Regions from separate parts of the Mus musculus genome. Here region 2 is linked to region 1. A link is a loop called in an ENCODE intact Hi-C map of the cell type or tissue named here. Cell type or tissue: heart. All regions are shown on one strand.

Evidence for each region. Peaks named below come from ENCODE experiments on the same cell type or tissue, not always from the same donor. Only the 100,000 strongest peaks of a DNase experiment are listed, where the experiment ranks them.
Region 2: it touches region 1 in a loop (2.3-fold over the local background); 3 of 42 quality-filtered maps call a loop at or near these places.

What each region holds. Positions count from the first base shown.
Region 1 is chr10:89,732,378-89,740,377 of GRCm38, reverse strand. It overlaps Gm30963 (predicted gene, 30963), which reads left to right. Exons shown (of 4, transcript NR_155765.1): 3 at 1,684-1,828; 4 at 3,339-3,607. Among named protein-coding and RNA genes, the nearest start is that of Actr6, 4.1 kb to the right of the region's middle. In heart, a CTCF peak has its summit at 3,100 (motif pointing right); no DNase peak of the experiment used is centred here; H3K4me3 peaks cover 724 bases.
Region 2 is chr10:89,440,915-89,448,914 of GRCm38, reverse strand. Gas2l3 (growth arrest-specific 2 like 3) reads left to right here and starts at 4,948. Exons shown (of 11, transcript NM_001033331.2): 1 at 4,948-5,060. In heart, no CTCF peak of the experiment used is centred here; DNase peaks (open chromatin) are centred at 4,984, 5,244 and 5,594; H3K4me3 peaks cover 1,950 bases; H3K27ac peaks cover 2,121 bases.

The sequences.
Region 1 (8,000 bases):
AGATAGATAGATAGATAGATAGATAGATAGATAGATAGATAGATAGATAGAATCTAGGTTTTTCCTAAACAACAACAAAGTTGTTCCCTGCCCCCTAAGAGTAAGCAACCTAACGTGAATGTAGGGTCACGTGACTAAGACTCTGGGTTCTGTCTCTTGACTCAAGCTCAAACGTTGCCTTAGGAACTTTTTGTAGTGTAAACTTGGACAAGATTTGTTTTTTTTTTTAAAGGCTTACCCGTATCTAACTTCTGTAATTTGTGAGGGCTAAATGAGATTCTGCACATCTTTTAACAAAGTGCCAAGTGTGTAGAAAACTTTCTAGACGGTGGTGTTACTATTCGTTATCGGTTCTTTTGGAAGGAAGCAAAGCATTGTGAGAACACAGTGAACAGAAAGATTCATTCAGAGGATGTACCAGGGGTCCAGCACTTCTCAGCCCCGCCCCCTACTCTCCTGCCCAGGGGCTGGGCTTGCCTTCCCTTCCCCCAGCCTGATCCCTATATAACCTTAGCCATTTTAGCTCTTGGTCTTTTGGCTGGCTCCTCACTCTCTCTTGGTCTGTTTGACTCTCCTGTCTCCTTCTCCCCAACCCGCCCCCCCCTTCCCCCCAAGCCTGGTTCAGTCTACTGGCTCGATTTGCCCGGTTCACTCTGGAACCTTCCAGATGCCTCTGGCTGTTTCCTTCCCCCTAGCTACAATAAAACCTCCTCAATCATACCTAGGAACAATCATTGTTTTTTTTGTTTTTCTTTTTTTTTTTCGATTTTCCATTCAGAGGTATTATTTCAAGAACAAACAAGCCACTTCACGTTGCTTAAACAAATAACTGACGTTGAAATCCAAGACATGGGTTAGAAAGACAGCTTGGCAGAATTTTATACAACGACGGGAAAGGGAAAGAACTGAGCCTTTCAGAGCCCAGCGATGGCATAAACCTTCACAATGATGTAAGGACCACTCAAGCTAATAAAGCTAAAGTATCCAGAAAAGTGCGGGACACAACAGGATGGAAGCTCTTGGTAATTCAGAAGGCAGAAAAGAAAGTTTAGGGCTCTAAGTGGTTGGTGATCTTATGTTGCCAATAGAACAACATCATAAAAAGTTCCTTTTCAAAATAGCAACTGTTAAAGAGGCCACCGCACTAATTATAGTTACAGTCTTGATGTGGAAAATTAGTGATAATAGTTTCACGCTTGCTCTTCTCTGACAGAGAAAATGCACATTACCTCAAAGTAGTAAAAATGTAGTCGTGCTTTCAAATGAATTTGCCTGCTTAGTGATTGACATTTAATTTGCAAACTGTAAATTTTAATTTCAGCAGCAGGGCACTTGCCTAGAAACGCCATAAGCTTATGAGGTTTGATCCATAGGACCAGAAAAGGGGGCGGGGGGCTGTAATTTTTAAAAGGTTGAAAATATGATTGACATAACAAATTCATAACGACCATTGTCCTAATTTGCCTCTGTTATTATGATAAAATATTAATCACAACAACTAGAAGGAGGGAAGGGCTTGTTTGGTGAGAGTCCATCACTGAGGGAAGCCGAGGCGGGAGCTCCACACAGGAACCTGGAGGCAAGATCTGAAGCAGAGACCACCATAGAAGAGGAGCACTGTCTACCCGCTTGCTTGCTTCCTCCCTTCCTCCCTTGCTCAACAGCTTTTCTTACCCTACCCAGGCCCACCAGCCCAGGACCGAACAGCTCACAGTGGGCTGGGTTGCCCCACATAATCAGCAACTGTGAATGCCGCATAGACACGTGAGCACGGTCTTGCCAACCAATCGGATGGAAGAATTCCTCAGTTGAGATGCCCTCTTCCCAGGTGACTCTACTTTTGGGCAAAATGGACAAAAAACTTAACCAGCACATGGATCAAAGATTTGTTAAATAACATTAATACAGGAACTTGAGTCTATGATGAATACATCATAGACTCATATGACACGCTTAAACGCTCTTAAAATTACGCATCATTTAAATACATTTGTCTTTGAAATGATTTGTGAGAAAGCATGGGAATTGAGTGTGGAAGGTGTGAGGGCGAAGAGAGTCGGAGCTTTTATTGAACAATTCGTGCTGAAGCTTGGTTTGTCTTGCTCCCAACGATCAATTGTCTCCTTTTCCCAAAAGTTTGGTAACTCCCCTATGGTTTGAAATCTGCCATAATAATAGTTTTCTAGTGACACAATAACAATTATTATTAAACACTACAAACCAAGGCTTATTTCCTCTTTAGAGAGCTGGTTGTCAGGCATTTACTATCATGCTTCCGTTACATGGGCTAGACGGTAAATTATGACTGAGGACTTGGCTTAGCAGATAAGAGCACTTTATAGCCACAAGTTCATGGACATTATACAGATGGAATGAAAACTATTCTTAGACAGGTTCTCTCTACACAGTCCTGACTGTCTTGGAATTCACAGTGTAGACTAGGCTGGCCTCAAACTCACAGAGATCCACCTGCCTTCTCATCCAAGTGCTGAGATTAAAGGCATGTGCTATGACACCCAGCTAATAATATTTTTAAGACTATGATATCATAAGAAGATATAAGGATATTATTTCACAGGTATTAACAAGCCATGGCTATTTCTATGATGAGTGATCTGAGGAAATTTATCAGCTACTTATTTCATTGCTGTGGTAAATGTTGGGAACAAGCAAGAGAAACTTATTCTAAGTACTGCCATTTCTTTTTGAGACTCCATTTACTCATAGGGAGAAACTAAATTCAAGGTCCCAGTCCCTAGGGATTGAGGACTTCTCTATAGCTGAACAGCTTCTGTTGTGAACAATTGTCTTAGTCCAAACATTTCAAGGATGATTTATAAGGAGACAGTTGTCTGAGCCCAGCCATCTCAAGGACAACGTTCTCATCTTGCTGGCAGGGTCAAACAAGCTCATGTTCCCAGGCCTAGGAACGAACACCTGTCCCACTTCTCTAAAAGATTTCTTTTAAAAAAATAAATCTTTTTAAAAAACGATTTATCTATTTATTTCATGTATGTGAGTACACTGTCGCTGTTTTCAGACACCACAGAAGAGGGCAACAGATCCCATTACAGATGGTTGTGCTCCACCATGTGGTTGCTGGGAATTAAACTCAGGACCTCTGGAAGAACAGTCAGTGCTCTTAACCGCTGAGCCATCCCTCCAGCCCCTCCAAAAGTTTTCTTAATTGATCATTAACTGGTAAAGAATATAGAGATTATTGTTATCTAAACCAAGGTGCATAAATTATAAAAATATATAAGCAGTTGTCCGTTATGCCCTAATTGGCTATGTGCAGTTTTTCACTCCTTTGTTCCCTTATCATTCTAAAATTCCAGGCCATAGTCCAGGAGGAAACTTGACTGCAAAAGTTGAATTAAGGACCTTGAAGACATGAGCCCTGGATACAGTCCAGTCTCCAAGCATGGGTGTTCCCTTTTTTAACCTGTAATGTCAAAATACAGTTGGGTAGCACTGCAGCTTCCCGCGCACCCCTTTTGTGTTCCTGTCCTTTAAAAATGCTATACAATCTCCCTTTAGGGACTTGGTTTAGGTCTCGAGCTAACCACCTCCCTGCGTGCTCAGAAAATAAAGCTGTCATTTGTAAGCTTCTGTCTCTGAAGTGAGCTTTCTCAGCGTCCACCCTGAAGCCAACAATAAAATAAAATAAATCGGATGAAAGCAACATGCGAAAGGGTTTGTTTCAGCTCACAGACTGAAATCCATCAAGCCAGGCAAGGTCACTCAGGCCATTAATGCCAGCACTCAGGAGGCAGAGGTAAATCTCTGAGTTCGAGGCCAGCCTGGGCTACAGAGCGAGTTCCAGGACAGCCTGAGCAGTAATGAGAAACCCTGTCTGGAAGGAAAAGAAAGTACATTCTATCATGATGAGTAAGTTCCAGCATCTTCAGGCAGAGGTCACACAGGATCTCTAGTCAGGAAGCAGAGTGCAAGGAAAGCTTATGATCAGCTTGCTTTCTCTGTTTATTTTTTATTCAGTCTGGCAGTTAGAGTGGGTCTTCAGATCTCTGTCAATCTAATGCAGAAAATTCTTTACATACATGCCAAGAGATTTGTCTCTAGGGGGAGTCTAGATCCTATTATGTTAGTAATCAATATAAACAAACTATCTTTTGTGAACATGGCAGTCACTTTTAAATCTTAACCTTCTGGTCCTTGTCCCCACAAGCTCATGGCCATCTCATAGAGCACAATGTATCCAGTCCATTATTCGTTTTAGCCATCCACATTGAAGGGGCTGGATCAGACAGGTTTTGCTCTTATACACCCCCCCCCGCCTTTTTCTCTCCTTGGTCAAATCCTGTTACATTCCTAAGGCTACCCCCCCCCCAAAGTCTATTCCATTATTTGGCCACTGACTCATTTCTGAGGCAAAACACCAAGTTCCAACAAACAAACTTCATTATTCTGCTAATACGTCCAATTGGGCTTTATGAACACACACAGACTCCCTTCTTTTGTCCTTAAAAAACCCACTCCTCCAGAAATACCTTCTCTTCTCTTGCTTCTCTTTTCTTTTTTAAAGATTTATTATTTACTTATTTATTATATGTAAGTACACTGTAGCTATCTTCAGACACTCCAGAAGAGGGAGTCAGATCTCGTTACGGATGGTTGTGAGCCACATGTGGTTGCTGGGATTTGAACTCCGGACCTTTGGAAGAGCAGTTGGGTGCTTTTACCCACTGAGCCATCTCACCAGCCCCCTCTCTTGCTTTTCTTGCTTGCCGCTGCGGCCTTTCCTCCCTGTTGGAAAGCAGTTCCAAAGCCCTAGGATTACATGGCTAGGATTATCACAGGAACAGTTCCGCTTCTTGGTACCAATATTTTGTATTACCTTTATCATTGCTGTATGCAATACCTGACAAAATTCTCTTAAGGGGGAAAGTGTCTGTATTTGGCTCACAGTTGGAAGGTGTAGTTATGATGGGGAAGTCACGGTGGCAGGTGATGAAGGCAAGTGGTCACAAAGTCTCCATAGTCGGGAATCAGGAAACACTTAATCATTTCAGTCTGGAAGCCAGTACAGGTCTTCATGACACAATTAACCAAACTAGAATAATCCTGCACATACATGCATGGAAATCTGTCTCCTGGCTGATTCTATATCTTGCCAGGTTGGCAGTCAATATAACCAGATAACAGGAGGCTAACCAGATTTCTGATTTATAAGAATATTTACTAATAATTATGCTTTCATTTCAGAGGAGAAAAGAGAACGGAGGCAGGAAGGGCACCGAGAAGGTGGTGGCACTGTTTCAGGCGAGAGATGAGGAAGCCAGATCAATCATAGATTCCAGAGACTGAAGAGTTGGCAGTAATTGAAGTTTCTAGCTTGGAGCACGGAGTGGAGCTTGGTGGAACAGCAATGCCTGAGATGAGTTCAGCGGGTGGGACAAGCCATTATGGAAAAGTAATATGCAGTGTTACGTTCCCTGTGTTTAAGGATTTGGGTGTGGAAACAATTAAGATAGGAATTTCTGGTTTAGGATGTATCTTATTCAATAATAACTAAAGTCAAGACCAAGAATAATCTTGATCAAAAAGCATGTAAAATTTGGTGAGGAAAGCCAAAACAATGTTTAAATAAGAAAGGGTTGTCGCACAGGAGGAGAAACAGGATTGAAAGTGCATAGTTTAAGGATGAGAGACAAATAGAAATGACGGTTGCTGTGTGAGAGAAGATTTAAAAGAGCTGTGCCACTTGACTGCAGAAAAAGAGCTGATCACTTTTTTGTTCTGTCGAGCTTAGTTTGCTGGTTTTGAAAGTACCATCCCTGGCCTTGATATGTCTCCCAAGTTGGGCTGGAGCAGGTGGTCACCCTGCCTCAGCCTGAGTTCTTACCACCTTACTAACTGAATTGGATAAAATAGAGTGTTGATGTTGGTCAGAATTAACCTTAGACATTCAGAAAGGTTTTCATTTTATTTCTAGTGCTAGAGATCAGAACCCAGACCCCTTGAAAACGTTGAGAGAGCAATTCCACCACTGAGCTTCGTCCCCACGCCCTCATTTACTTCTTTTATTTGTTTGTTTGTTTGTTTGGTGTCAAGACAGAATTTCTCTGTGTAGCCCTGGCTGTCTTGGAACTAGCTCTTTAGACCAGGCTGGCCTCGAACTCAGAGATCCAGCTGCTCCATCCTCTTCCCCACCAGTGCTGGGATTAAAGGTGTGCACCAGTACTGCCTGACCCTAATTAACTTTTTAATATATATCAGTAGAGATTATCAATAGAATACTCTGCCTGATTTGAAGGAGTTTGATGGTTAGGCAGGTTGACAGAAGGTGCATGAAGCCCTGGGGTTTTGTCCTCAGTACCAGACAATCCAGGCAAGGTTGCGCAGGCCTGTAATTCCAGAACTCCTGCAGGCGGAGACAGGAGGATCCCAAGTTCAAGAGCGCCCTTCTATATAGTAAATTTGAAGCCAGCCTGGGCTATGTTAAACCCTATCTCAAAATAAATATTAAGCAAACTAAAAAAAATGATAACAGTATCTATTGACAGGTAGGTGCTTGACTTCTAACACTAATATTAAACCATTCTATAACATAGTGAGAGTCATATTAGTTTATTTTATAATTTAGATAACCCAAGGGTCATTAAGTTGCTTAAACATTTTTTTCTTTTTTCTTTTTTTTTCTTTTTTCTTTTTTTTTTTTTTTTTTTTTTTTTTGAGACAGGGTTTCTCTGTATAGCCCTGGCTGTCCTGGAACTCACTTGTAGACCAGGCTGGCCTTGAACTCAGAAATCTGCCTGCCTCTGCCTCCCAAGTGCTGGGATTAAAGATGTCCGCCACCACCGCCCGGCTTAGTTTAAACATTTTTTTTAAGATTTATTTATTATTATACATAAGTACACTGTAGCTGACTTCAGATGCACCAGAAGAGGGTATCAGATCTCATTACAGGTGATTGTGAGCCACTATGTGGTTGCTGGGATTTGAACTCAGGACCTTCGGACGAGCAGTCAGTGCTCTTATCCTCTGAGCCGTCTCTCCAGCCCGCTTATATGTTTTTAATGTCATAGTCACAGTTTAAAATTAGAAGGCCACACTCTCATCTCTTTATCTCCTGGAGTTTTAAACACTAGTTAATACGTGTAAAGAAAGTGAAACAGCTTACTCTCTCTTTTTTTTTTTTTTTTTTGTTTTGGTTTTGGTTTTTTTGAGACAGGGTTTCTCTGTGTAGCTAACTTACTCTTAAGCATGGCTGTGTATTCATTTATATCAGATTCATTACCCGAGATTATTTTGTAGCAGAGTCTACATTCCAATCAAAACATTTTGAGAGAGACTCTCTGTATCGTGTATGTCTGGCTGTCCTACGTAAACCAGGCTGGTTTTGAACACCCAGAGAGCCACCTCCCTCTGTCTCCCGAGTGCTGGGATTAAAGGCGTGTACCATTACGCTCAACTCCAAAACTTTTTCTTAACATTATGAAACACAAGCTCTCCGTTGTACAGAAACACCCAGGAACGATATCTAATTCCAGGAGTCAGAGCAGACAAGGAACATGTCAGATGTCAAGAAGTCCTTTGTAGATAGGATACATAAATAAGTAGCGGAGAACAAGCAGGGGGATTCGTTGGGGAATGTGCAAATAAGTTAAAGCACAACGCAGATAACAACACAGCCCATACATAATTTATTGTGACCAAATTCTATAACCTGATGACGAGTGCCAAGAAATGAAGGTGAGGCTGAAGAGACTTCGTATCCAGTTCCACGATGCGTATGGTTTCATACTCAATTCTTCAAGGCTCGGAGTGTCTTAACAACTCTAATCAGATACACGCACACGCAGCCCACCAAAGGGCTCACAAAAAGCTTCCACTCGCCAATGTGCGCAGTAAAGAAAATCAAAAGAAATAAAGTACTTAGCAGTTTCTACTACGGAATGTCGCTGCCACCGAAAATCGATGCATTTGAAAACTGGATACAAGCACAGGAAGGGCTGCTCCGCTGCTCGACTTCTGGC
Region 2 (8,000 bases), 290 kb after region 1:
AGCAGATTCGTGAAAGAACACATGATGAAGGAGTATAAATATGACCTCACAGACAGTGGGAGAGAGCATTGGTTTGCTTTGCTCCGACTCACTATTTTTCATTAAGAACATGCAAGTCCTGGTTTGCGTTACATTGCATTGCTGAGCTCCACGTGTGGTGATGCCTTAGAGAGACACTCGCCCTTGAACTTCTTGTGCGATTCCTGGGGTTTCTTGCCACTTATGCAAACCCTAGCCGGTTGGTGAGCCTTGCGGCTTCATCTGGATTGAACTGCCTGTGCTGGTTTGTGTGTAGTGACTGCAAGAGGACTGGACTGCAGCTGCTGATTCATATTTGGTGTTTGTTACTGGACTGAACTGCTGATATCCCAACAAACAAAGACTGGACTCGCCCCAGAGAGGTCCACTTCTCCTGTATCCTAATGACCCTCCTTTCCCACTACCTCAGGTGGATGGTGGGCTAGAAGAGAGGTTAAAACATTTAAGAGCCCCCCCTTGGTTTGATTGTTTGTTTGTTTGTTTGTTTGTTTTGAGACAGGGTTTCTCTGTGTAGCCCTGGCTGTCCTGGAACTCACTCTGTAAACCAGGCTGGACTCGAACTCAGAAATCTGCCTGCCTCTGCCTCCCAGGTGCTGGGATTAAAGGTGTGCGCCACCATTGCCTGGCTTAAGAACCCTTATTAAAGGTAGGTTTTGAAAAATTTAAACCTACACACAACTATACAAATATCCACTTATTTATTTATTTATTTTTATATTTGAGTTTAAGTTGAGCCTACAGAGATGTAGAACCTGTGGAAGCCATCTTGTAGCCAAAGGGAATCTGAGTTAACAGGGACTAGATTCTGGTTGCCTTGATTGCTGTTGTATTGATGTGAAGAGACATCATGATCAAGGCAACTCTTACAAAGAAATCATTTAATCCGTGGTTTACTTCCAACTTCTGATAGGGAATCTATTAGCATCATGGTGGGGAGCATGGGGGGTTCACAGGTAGGAAAAATGCTGGAGAAGTAGCAGACAGAGAGAGAGAGAGAGAGAGAGAGAGCGCTCGAGCTGGCCTCAAAGCCCACCCCAGTAATGCACACAACACACCTTCTTCAACAAGGACACACCTACTCTAGCAAGGCCACGTTTCCTAATCCTTCCAAATAGTTCACCATCAGGGGCTAAGTAAAATTTTCATACAAACCACCAAATTGTTGATGCTAGTTGAAATCTCAGATTACACTTTACATGAAGTTAGAGAATTTTATCCTAAGATTAAACATTTCCTTTTTGAGTTTCTCTGACATGAGTTTGAAGATTTTTAATTTTTTTTTCTATTTCACGAAAGTAAATGTGATGGAAACTGGGTGATCCTTGGATGACAAGCCAATTGGAGAAATCATGGTTCTATAAGCACTTGTTAACATCTGTGACATTTATAAATGAAGCAGGGGACTGGAGAGTACATCTTCATGCTGCTGTTCTTGCTGTGTGATTTCTTTAAATCTCTGTTCAGATATAGATGGTATTGTCTCCTGGAGTTCCAGCATTACTAGATGTTTGCCAGCTTTAAACAAACAGCCATTTTTTCACAGTTCTGAGGGCCAGAAATCTAAAATCAAGGTTCCAGCAGAGCCAAGCTCCCTGCAAAGATTCTATGAATACCTCCTCTTGAATCTCCTGGATTTATAGGAGCTCTTGGCATTCCTTGGTTTGGAAACGCATAATGCTAACCTCTGTTCCTTTCCTGTCCTACTGTGTGCGCACATGCCTCTGTGTGTGTGTGTGTGTTTCTGTCTAATAAACTCTAATCAGATTTGGGGAAAAAGCCTACTTCCAAATAAAGTCATATTTTGAGGGCCCAGTGGAGATGAGTTGGGGTGTACAATACTTAACTCAGTACATAGATATTAGCCACGGCTATTGTTATAAGATCATACTGTTATAAGATCATATAACATACTTATTAACATAAATAGGTAGCATTCTTACAGTAGCACAAAGGTCAGTATTGTTTTTAGTGTATTTGGATATCAGTTGACCACCTGCTGATGGTGTGATTTAATTGTGACCAGGTCAAGATGTCTATCACCCTGGCATTTCACTTATTACTCCACACAATGCACAATCCATGGCTGACAATAATGTCAGAGCAAAATTAAAACCGGTTCCAAAATGCTGAAATAAAAACCAAAGGTCCGAAAACCAATTCAAAGTGAAGTGAAAACCAACCACGGTGTATTTTAAGGAACCAAAGCATCTTTGTAGGTCTGTAGTGAGATCACACACCTGACTTCAAGGACAACTGGATTTTTGGAGGATCCTCTGTATTTGAAAAAGCTTTTTAGCCAGACAAATAACTTCCCGATGTAATGTAATTTAAACACTGAGGCTTCCAAACATGGTGCTCCCTGAAGTGGGACATACTTTCGAAATTGGGAAGTCAGAATGAATACAGTGTCATCTGATGGAAGGGAACTGGTGGCCCCTCTGTACCCCCCACATTACAACTATGCCAATTTCAATTAAAGAAACAACCTCTGAAACATGGCTATTAACCTAACCACCAATTAGAAAGCCTACACATGAAAGTAGATTATAGCTTATTCGATGGAACCCTCAATTACTAATTGCAGTGCTAAGATCAAGGTAGGTGAGCTGGCCAGTGTGCTTAGGGGATGGGGTAATAATTAAGAACAAATCTAAACGCGAAGTTGTGAATGAAACAAGCGAAGGCAAACTTTAAGGGAAGTGAGAGAGAAGCAGGTTAAATCGAAGGACCTAGAGGGGGTTCATCATCTAAATTGCACGGAGGGATACAGGCTGAGAGGACTACACAGATTTCCAGCTTCTGGAACATTCCCAACAGCACTGTTCTATGTCACCAAATAGACAGAGGAGTGAGAACAAAGCAGGCCTTAAAGTAGATGCTGCAAGGTTTCAGTAAGTGACTTAAAAATGTTAAGAGCTGTGTGTGGAGGGAGACTACATTTCCATGAGCACAGTTTCCGTTTTAAATAAATGGTGTTCAAATATTTAGGCACAAGGCATACACGTAAGAAAAAATCATAAGGACCATTGCTAAGCAGTGACTCATCAAATAAGAGTTATATAGCACAACTTATTACTAATCAAAATTTTTGTGGTGCTAGGGACTTAGACACAGTTGTTCTTAAAGTTTTACAGGGAAGTGCACATATTTTGATATCTAATTTAAAGCATCAAAATCTGGCTAAATGAGGAGGCATATAAATAGCCCCATGGTTTTAAATAAGAAATATTGGGAAACACAGGGCGATTTTAACAGACTCTGTGAATTTCTGCTGCTGTTGCAGTCGGCAAAGAGATCTCAGATGGACTGCAATTAGGAAACAAAAAACCAGGAACAACTACAGGCTGATATCATCAAGTCCATTGATCAATTTTTAATGATGGCCTTCTCCACTTGGAATCCCGGGAGAGCAGGATCCCTGGTGCTTAGGATAGGGCCTGCCGCAGAGCATCTCTAATCCTTATCTTCTGCTTAGATGGATTGAAGTAGCTCCAGCCAGCTCAGCTGTTATCGGGACATCTTTAGCTCTACGATTATCTTGAACTTCAAACTTAATACACCCAGCGAAAATGAACACTGGTCCTCTACCACAGCTTGTTTTTCCTGTATTCCTAAGACTAGTGCCACCACATAATAACCAAGGCCAGATAAATCACCCTCTTAGTTCTTCCAGATACTTCCTTCATACCCGCCTTCTGAGCTACTTTAGGGAGTTGTCATTTTAGGTTGCTTTTTGTTTGTTTGTTTGTTTTAATGACAAACTATTCTGTTCCTTTCTTCAAAAATCTTTGAAAGTGAACACACCCCCCCCTCCCTAAAATGAAAACCCCACAAATGAATTTCCTTGTTCTTTATATCCTTGTAATTATCTCACAGGCCTGCACCAGGACTGCATCTACATCCCTCAGTATCTATCAGGCCTACCTTCATACACACATACTTTCAGACTGCTCTGTCTCTCCAGGTCCAAACTTAGGTTATGCAAAACGATTCCTTCCAGAACGTTCCATGTGCCTCCCGGGTCCTGCATTTGCTGTTACTCCTGCCTAGGAATCAATCGTTCATAGCAATGACTTCCTCTGGCAGATTCCTGTTGTTCCTTCAATATCTAGTCATTTCCAAACCTCTGACCATCACCCTGTTTCACAGACTCCCCATTCCATGCCCCTCAGCCCTTTGAAAACTGAGATTGTTTTGTTCCCTATGAAAGCTGTATTGTTTTTGTGAGAGACCAGGTTTCAGTTCAATGCCCACAATTTAGAGATGGAGAAGCCTGCACATTCGAGGTGTCAAGACTTAAAAGGAACAGAAGCCGCAGGAATCTAAGAACTTGGGCCAGAACACAGAACCTCCAGGCTTTTAGCCAGTAAGATCAGCCCACATCAAAAAGCCACTTTTGAAGTTAACTCACATCTATCACTACAGTGTAACAATCACATGGCTACATTGTTACTTTGACATCCAACTCCCCTTTCCCCCACGTTTCCTGAAGGAAGAGCCAACATCCTCTTTTGGCTTCCAGGGGTGACTGCAGGGTTTTTCTCTCTCTTTCACAGTGAGGGGCCTGGGGTGGGCTCTGTCTGAAAGACTTCTGCTTTGGACGGGTCCCTGCTGGGTTGGTTTGTGTTTCTGGAAACCTCAGTGCCCCTCCGGATGGATGTAAGCAGATTTTAGGGTTGGAAGGAGCTCAAAGTCCTGGGAAGAGCAACATTCCAGGGCGCTCTGAAGCAGCCTTGAGAGGCGGGCTTCACACACTCTCCTGAACGACGGGACAAATAGGAGGGGTTGTCACTGCCACTGATAGAGACTGGACTGGAAAAGGTCGCTACGAATTCTTCGTGCGGTAGAAAGTCTCCGGAGGCGTGGCGCCCAGACCACGCCTCCGGTTCTGATTGGCTCCTTCGAAACAGGCGGCCGCGCTGGGCGACGAACTGCGGCGGCGGCGGCGGTTGGTTGCAGGCTTGCTGGCACGCACAGATTGAGCCCGAGTCGCCCGGAGAAGTGATCTCGCTCCCGGGCTGGTGAGTGACTTCCCTCTTGGATTTCTCTTTTCCTCCCTAACTTTCCGTTGCCTGTCCTGCGGCATCTTTGCTGCGCCTCAGCACGGACTCCCCACCCCCACCTCCCCAGTCTATAGCGTCCCGGTGGAGTTCAGGTGGGCTACAGAGCTGCAGGATTCCCTAGAACTCTGCGATTGGCTGACTGAGGGAGCCGCCTGCTATGATTGGCTCTTGGGGCTGTCACGGTGACGTTCAGCTCACCTTCCGACACCTGCCCGCTCTGGTGGGTAAGAGGGGCTATAAGTGTGAGCTCGGGAGCGGGAGGGGCGCGAGGTAGAGCCGCGACCTGTCCTGCTCTGAGACACAAACTAGTGCATGGTAGCCGGTCACCCTGCTGCCCAGCGCCCAGCCAGAAAGGTCACTTGATTCTTCTTCATCATCATCCTCAGAAAGGAAGGGATATAATCATTGGCCCAGGACAGACTCCTACTCATGATCACGCTGCTGTTTTGCCCCGTGATAGGCACTACAGACTCTTCCTTATTTCGCTTCTGCAGGGCTCAGATCTCCCAGACTTAACGGAATTAGGGAACATTAGTGGAGCCCTTGCACAACGCTCTCCCACCCACACCCCTGGGTTTGGAGAACTGAATTGGGGGAGGCTTGCAGAATGCCCTGGGAGGCGGAGGAACCATTTGAAGAGCTTGCATCCCCATGCATATCCCCCACCCCCACCCCACCCCAACCTCGTTCCATCCTGTCTCCTTTAAACCTAGGGGCCGAGTCGATCACATTAGAGTGCTCTGTAGTCTTTCTTTAAAACGAAGGAACGTGTTTTTCTGCGGGTCCAGTCTAGGTCAGAGTTTGGGTTTTGCTTAGCCCATGTGAGGTCGTTAATGACTACCCTTAGATAAGTAGTTCTGAATGGCTGTGGGCTCACTTCTCTTGAGCTTACACAGAATGATTGAAAATTGGGATTTCCCCACACCTTTAATTCCCTTCAGGAGGAAACTAGTAAGAATATTCTGGTGTAGATTCTGACGTGGTGCTGCATCTGACTCATCAGTTTTTAAAACTTACTATGGTCAGCTGACACTGCTTTCTAGCTGTCTGCTGCCATGACATTGGAGACGCTGGGCAGAGTTCCTTACCTCAGGCATGTTTTTCACCTTCCTGTTGAGAAAGTAAAGTGTACAACATGTTTTACTGTCTTTCAGTAGTTGTTCATGTTTGGATCAGGTACACCTTTTACACACCTAATAAGGATGTATTGAGAGAATGGGAAGCTAATCTGATTTGTCTCGAGTTTGCGTTGAATTAGAACCTCATCATCAGAGAGAACTGCCTCAGAAATAATTTTTGCAGTAACCTAATTACATTTCTTGGATAATAATAATAAGTCCTCTTTCTCCTCCTCCTCCTCTTCTTTTCCTTTTTTTTTTTTTTTTTTTTTGTTCCGAGACAGGGTTTCTCTGTGTAGCCCTGGCTATCCTGGAACTCACTCGGTAGACCAGGCTGGCCTCGAACTCAGAACTCCGCCTGCCAAGTGCTGGGATTAGTTATTCTTCTTCCTCTAAGAACCCAGTGAGTTTTCTCATTGAATTGCACTGTGATGCACCAGATGTTTTGGTTAACAGAACATTACTAAGTATTTTATCTATGAATCATAAACTGTCACAGAACCTGACTGTAATAAAGTATAGCACAGATATAAAAGGTAATGTGATCTTTTCGCTGATAGTATCTTGGGAGTTTGATGTCATCAGTCAGTCATGTGTTAGCAACTGCTGATGTATTATCTGATAGATGTCTGCTTACTGTCATGCAATATAAACTGGTTGTAAGAAGGTATTATATTAGCTATTGGTGGAGTTAGTGTGTGTGTGTGTCTTGTGTGTGTCTTGGGTTGGTACTCTTTTTTTTTTTTTTTTTAATTGTTTTTTGTTTTTCAAGACAGGGTTTCTCTGTGTAGCCCTGGCTGTCCTGGAACTCACTTTGTAGACCAGGGTGGCCTCGAACTCAGAACTCCGCCTGCCTCTGCCTCCCAGGTGCTGGGATTAAAGACATGCGCCACCACCACCTGGCTGGGTTGGCACTCTATGCATGCTAGGCAAGCACTCTACCTCAGCCTAGGATTGATTTATATTCCTGGCCAAAATTAAAGTTGGTTCATTAAAAAGTGTTTGGCTCTGTTAAAAATTCTTTTCTTCTTTCCTCTTTTCCTCTCTTCCTCTCTCGTCTTCTTCCCCCCTTCCCTTCCTTTCTTTTGACCTGTGTTGTGTGGTGGTTTGAATGAGAAAGGTCCCACCCTGAGGCTCTTATGTTTGAACACTTGGTCCCCAGTTGGTAGGGTTGTTTGGGAAGGATTAGGAGGTGTGGCCTTGCTGGAGATGTGTCACTGGGGGGACAGCCTTGAGGTTGCAGAAGCTCAAGCTATTCCCAGTTAGCTCTCTCTGCCTCATACTTGTGGATCAAATGTCAACCCTCAGAAAGCTCTAAGGATGTAAAGTTCTCAGCTCCTGCTCCAGGGCTGTGTTTGCCTGTCTGCTGCCATGAGTGGCTACAGACTCACACCCTGAAACTTTGAGCCCCAATAAACTCTTGCTTCTCTAAGCTGCCTTGGTCATCACAGCAACTAAAAAAGGTAACTGTTGCTTTGCAAACCACGATGGTCTCAAACTTGTGACAACTTGCCTTAGCCTTCTGAGTGCTGGGATTACAGGCGTGTACAACCACGTCTAGAGAAAGTATTACAGGCGTGTGCAACCATGTCTAGAGAAAGGGTTTCACTCTTTACCCACGCTCATATTTTAGTATACAGCGTGAATGATCCATAAGCCATTTGAGAAGTTTTCTGTTAATGGATAATTACATATATTTTTCTTTCAGTTTTCCTGTATTTGTATATTTCCCTTGCAGTCTTTTAGTTGAAGTGATGGAGTTGAACTGATTTTAAATATC